Linked DNA regions of Homo sapiens: region 1 is linked to region 2. A link is an interaction called in ENCODE POLR2A ChIA-PET data of the cell type or tissue named here. Cell type or tissue: B cell. All regions are shown on one strand. Each heading gives the region's core, and the rest is flanking DNA. Links, peaks and the distances in the headings are about the cores only.

Region 1 (2,909 bases), core at 217-2,716, 98 kb before region 2:
AGCTGGGACCAGGCCAGTGACCCAAGGAGGATTCCGCTTAAAAGGCTCTCCCTTGTGCGGACACCTCATCCACATCCTCCCCACCCCACGTCCCAACTCCCTGAGGCCCTCCCAGACCTCAACACTCCCAGGCTCCCCAGGGCACTAAGCCTCTGAGCCCTGCTCCACTCCCCTTCCCCAGCCACAGTGGCCCTTGCTCCTTCCCACCACCAGGCCTGTGTCCCAGCCGTGCCTGCAGCTGAGAATCTCTCCTCTCCCTGGTCAGGAACTCTCTCCGTCCTTCAAGGCCCTCAAGGCCTGAACTCACACTTCTTGGATGCCCTGTGGCCCTTCTGTCTGGGCACTCCCAGCCTTGGCACCAGGCCATTCACCCTCTGTGGCATCATGCAGCCTTTGTACCGAGCCCTGAACTCGACCGGGAAGGGGCCTGTTGCTCCCCCTCCTCCCAGGTGGGGACAGATGGGGTCGACAGAAAAGAGGTTAAAGTAAGAAATTCGTGCCCACTGAGACGCTGGGCCCGCGACTCCCCTGGCCCTCTGGGACTCCCTTATCTCGGGCCCTGGTTTATGGGAGGTAGGGCGGGATCCCGCAGCCCGCGCCTCGGTTCCATAGCTGCACGCAGGTCCCTGCTCCCGGCGAGCGTTGGGCCAGGTTCGAGGACAGGCGCGGCACTGGGCTGGGCTGGGCTGGGCTGGGCTGGGCTGGGCCGCAGCGGGAGCAACGTGGGCTGCTCCGGGCTCCGGGCTGCAGGGGCAGGAGGATCAATGCTCCCAGGGGCGGGGGTATCAATGCTCCCGGGGGGGGAACCGCGAGTGCAAAGCACCCTCCTCTCCCCACCCCCGCCGCCGCGGACAGTGCAGGATTGGGAGGCCTGGGGACCTGGCTGGCGGGGGGCAATGCGCTGGGAATGGGTGGCGAAGGAGGACGAGCCTGGGAGGAGTCCACTAATTCAAAAAAATTTAATTAGATATCTTTTTATACCGGCCCGGTGGCTCACACCTGTAATCCCAGCACTTTGGGAGGCTAAGTTGGGAGGATCCCTTGAGCCCAGGAGTTTGAGACCAGCCTGGGCAACACAGCAAGACCCCGAGACCCCATCCCTAAAAAAGAAAAAAGAGATATATATATTTTTTTTAATTAGCTGGGCGTGGTGGCACATGCCTGTATTCCTAGCTACTGGGAATGCTGAGGAGGGAGGATTACTTGAACCCAGGGCTTAGAAGGCTATAGTGAGCTATGATCACACCACTGCAATCCAGCCTGGGCAACAGAGCAAGACCCTGTACCCAAACAAAAAACAAAAACCCAAAACCCCCAAAGATATCTTTTCTGCCTTTAAATGATTAACATTCGTAAAACTCAAACTGGGCAGATGCATTAAAAGAAAAATCCTCATCCCGCAGCCCCCCTCCAGTTTGACAGGATCCTTCCAGGCCTTCTCCAGAACCTCCACTCACACACAAACACACACAGATACCTCTGCAGACAGACAGATGCACACAGGCACACCTTTGCACAGACACACACAGCCACCCACACAGCCACAAGGACACACGGTAATTATATAAAAAGGTGATCAGAACAGTCTTCGGCGTGGGTGTATTTATGCAGACACGTCTTTAGTGACAAACCTACGTATATTTTACTTTTACAGGTTTTGCTGTAAGAACAGATGCTACTCACGCGCCATCTCCCTGTTCCGGCCCCTCCCACCACGCCCTGGAGGCATTTCGCTGTGTCTGTCCCATCTTCCACACTGCCGCTGCGGGCATGGTCCCACCGTAGGGACTCGGTGCCAGGTTGTGCACATCTAAACTTCATGCCTGGTGACTCCATTTCCAAGGCTGAGGGGTGGTGGCAATGGGGTGCCCTGGGGTTGTGGAGGTGGAGTTTTGCTCACCTCTGGGATTCAGGAAGGTGCCCTGGGCATGAGGCCAAGGAGAGAAGTCAGACGTGAGCCGCTGAACTGGGGACAGACTTGACTTTCTTCTTCTTGTTTTGTGTTTTGCAGAGACTGGGTCTTGCTGTGTTGCTCAGGCTGCTAGGCTGGCCTTGAACCCCTGAGCTCAAGCGATAGCCTCCCAAATTGCTAGGATTACAGGCCTGAGCCACCCTACCTGGCCCTCCTTGCCATTTTTTAAAAATTTAATTTTTGTGGGTACATACTAGGTGTATATATTTACGGTGTACATGAGATTACATGAGATATCTTGATACAGGCATGCAATGCATAATAACCACATCAGGGTACCCAACAGGTCAAGTTTTTTTTTTTTTTTTTTTTTTTTTTGAGATGGAGTCTTTTTTTGTTGCCCGGGCTGGAGTGCAATGGTGCGATCTCTGCTCACTGAAGCCTCCATCTCCTGGGTTCAGGTGATTCTCCTGCCTCAGCCTCCTGAGCAGCTGGGATCACAGGCGTGCGCCACCACGCCCAGCTCATTTTTGTATTTTTAGTAGAGAAACGTTTTCACCGTGTTGGCCAGACTGGTCTCGAGTTTCTGACCTCAGAGTGATCCACCTGCCTCAGCCTCCCAGAGTGCTGGGATTACAGACGTGAGCCATCGCGCCCAGCCAGTTCAAGCATTTATCTTTTGCGTCCTTGACATTCTTGAGGGACATGTTTGAGGTCTTTGGGGCTCTCCAGATTTGTGTCCACAACAAACATTGATTATCCACTGAAAATGCAATCACATTCAACCGGAAATAGCCCCTTGGAGGATCCTTAGGTCAGTGGGGGGAGCTGAGTGGGCTCCTGCCTGTCTGTCAGCATTTCATCCCCAGCATCCTGTGTCCATGGGCTGCACCGGCATGGAGGGGGTTCCCACTGGGTGGCACCGGCAGCAGAGGCAGCCTCACACCTCACGCACTATCCGAGCTTCAGAATGCGTCTCTGTATGCTGGTGGGGCCA
Region 2 (2,909 bases), core at 181-2,680:
CTAACAGGCATCTCTGAGCTGTAGGTATAACTAGAATTTCTCTCTTGGGGGAAGGCTCTTTTCAAACAAGCAGTCCAATTCCCCTGTCATTTTGGGCCTTCGTACATGTATTTGTGGGGCCCATATAATCTGCACCTGTAATTTCCCTCCGTGTGTCATGCAAGACCTAAACTCTTAAAGCTTCAGACTGCACTTCTATCACTTATAGGAGAAAGACCATGTGACTCTAGGCCTCAGTTTCCTCATCTGTACAAGGTGAGTCTGACCTCAAGAGCTCCCTCAGACAAGCGCTGAGTACTCGCTGAGCTCTGTCCATGAGCCCAGCATGGGGCAGGGCACAGCAGGGAAGATGGGAAAAGCCACAATCTTTGTCCTGTCGCTGCTTCAGCAGTTAATTTTTTTAGATCATACACCAAGCCTGTCCAAGCTGTGGGCCGCATGTGGCCCAGGACAGCTTTGAATGCAGCCCAAATTTGTAAACTTTCTTAAAATATTATGAGATTTTTTTAAAAGCTCATCAGCTATTGTTAATGTTAGTGTATTTTATGTGTGGCCCAAGACAATTCTTCCAATGTGGCCCAGGGAAGCCAAAAGATCGGACACCCCTGCTGTATATCATAGACCATTTTTGAATGTCTGTTGAAATCTCTCACTGAAGAGAAAAAAAAAAAAAAGCAAAACACATCCCAAATTTTCTGCATGTAGTTCTGAAACCTAATCATAGACCTTCCAGGACCTGATGTAGGAAATCAGTAATGCATTTCAAGATAAAACTATTACATAGGCAGCTGGGTGTGATGGAACATGCCTGTAGTCCCAGCTACTCAGGAGGATGCAGAAAAAATCTTGCAGCACGGCCCTCCGTGATGACAGCCCGAAGTCAATCTCGGGCTGTCACTCTCTAATCCTTCTGGAAAAGTTCAGGCTCTGTGCCCCTGGACTCTTGCTCCCCCACTCCCTGTGTGGCTGGGAACAAGGTTTCTGAAATTCTCATGGGCTTACACAGACACGCCATCCTAGCCCTGTTATTTCCTTGAAGGACAGAGTGTAAATTCATAAAGTAAGGGAAAAAGGAAGGTCCACAGGGAGGAACGAGGCTAACCACAAGAGGTTTTTTGGGAAATGTGAGTGCAGGGTTGAACTTGGAAAAAGCACAGGATGTAGACCTGTCCAGAGAGAGGCTGGCTCCTGCAGCCCCATGCTTGCTTCTCCCTCTGCCAGAGCGCTTTTCAGTTTGTCCTGCCTCTCCGAATCTGCTGAGGTGTCTGCACCACCAGCCTGTGAGCTCCTTGAAGGCAGGAACTGTTTTGTTTTCCCCTTGGTAAAGCCAGTCCCTGTATGCTGTAGACATGAATAATTGTTAAACAAATGACCCTGACTGTGGGAAAAACAGTGCATTTATGATTGTGTGCCCGTGGGAACATTCTACTCACAATCCTCTCCATTTATTCTCAGAAAAAGTGTAACTGCCAAGCAAAAGCATCTGTCACAGATTACCATCAGCCTTCTCTCTCACAACAGCCTGGGATGGGCGAGTCAGGAAACCACAGCTCTGCGGGTGGGCTCCTGTGCAAAGCGAGGCTCAGCCCTGTCTGCTGCCTCTAAAGGTGCATCTCAGCTCTGCCTGGGCCCAGGCCTGCGGAGAAAGACCCGCTCCTCCAGAGGGAGGCCTCTGGGAAGGTACAGGCTGCCCTCTTCTGCTCCTCTGGAGTGTCAGCCTAGGAGCCACACTCCTCCTTCCTGGAAAGCAGGCGGCCAAGGCCTCACTCTCTCTCCCTGGGACTGGCATGGTGGTCCTGCTCAGCCTTAATGCTCAGACTTGGGAGCTCCTTTTGGACAGAACAACTCTTCATACTCTGTCTTGAGGGCCAATTTTTTCTTCCCAGTAGGACTGTGAACCAGCATTTGCCCATAACAGAAGGGTTTCCTAGGAGGTAGGCATTCGGCACTAAAACTGGGATAATCCCGGGCAAACCAGGGTGAGTGAGCTGCCCTGCTGGGAACTCCTTTATCTTTCACCACATAACCATCACAAGGGTGGGCACCTAACAAGCACCCCGCCAGCTGATACGACTGGACTTCACTCCCTACTTCCTGCTGTTCCCCACCCAGCTCGTCTTGTCACTTGCTCTCTCCATTTCCTTACCCTGCCCCACCCCCACCCTGCCGTCACTCTCCAAGCCCCCATTGGAACCTGGCCCCTGGCCCTGAGAATACACTTAAATAAGCCCAGACAAGGTTACTGCCTTTCCACTTCCAGCTCCAATGTGTGCTTTCCGGCTCTCGAGTCACTGGGCCCATTAGTGAGCCAGGCACTGCTATGTCCTCATTCTGAAAACCTCTCCTCCTTAATCCCCAGCCTTCCAATTCTCCTGGCATTCCACTTCGCTCTCTGTGATTCCTGCTCAGCCTCCTTCACAGGTTTCCTTTCTACTTATCTTTTATGTCAAGTGTTTTTAATCCCGGGTCCAGGGAAAGGCTTGAAGAGTCTGAGAAACCTCCAAAATTATCTGCAAAAGTGTGCGTGCATGCTGCTTCTAGAAATGCATTTACCATGTTCTTAAATGGGTTTGCTCTCCAAAACAGATTTTAAAACCAACGTGAACTATGTGGAATTTCTTCTCATTTTACTCTATGCTCATGATCCTCAAAATTGTATGCATGGCCGGGCGCAGTGGCTCACGCCTGTAATCCCAGCACTTTGGGAGGCCAAGGCGGGCGGATCACGAGGTCAGGAGATCGAGACCATCCTGGCTAACCGGTGAAACCCCATCTCTACTAAAAATACAAAAAAAAATTAGCCGGGCATGGTGGCGGGTGCTTGTAGTCCCAGCTACTCCGGAGGCTGAGGCAGGAGAATGGCGTGAACCCGGGAGGCAGAGCTTGCAGTGAGCCGAGATTGCGCCATT

What was found. Peaks named below come from ENCODE experiments on the same cell type or tissue, not always from the same donor. Only the 100,000 strongest peaks of a DNase experiment are listed, where the experiment ranks them.
Region 1: POLR2A ChIA-PET joins it to region 2 with 8 read pairs; 3 of 35 experiments call an interaction of 5 or more read pairs at or near these places.

The regions. Positions count from the first base shown.
Region 1 is chr14:100,175,837-100,178,745 of GRCh38, reverse strand. No RefSeq gene overlaps it. Among named protein-coding and RNA genes, the nearest start is that of DEGS2, 18 kb to the right of the region's middle. In B cell, for the core only: no CTCF peak of the experiment used is centred there; no DNase peak of the experiment used is centred there.
Region 2 is chr14:100,077,828-100,080,736 of GRCh38, reverse strand. All of the region lies in intron 1 of EVL (Enah/Vasp-like), which reads right to left. Among named protein-coding and RNA genes, the nearest start is that of EVL, 14 kb to the right of the region's middle. In B cell, for the core only: no CTCF peak of the experiment used is centred there; a DNase peak (open chromatin) is centred at 1,701; H3K27ac peaks cover 2,270 bases.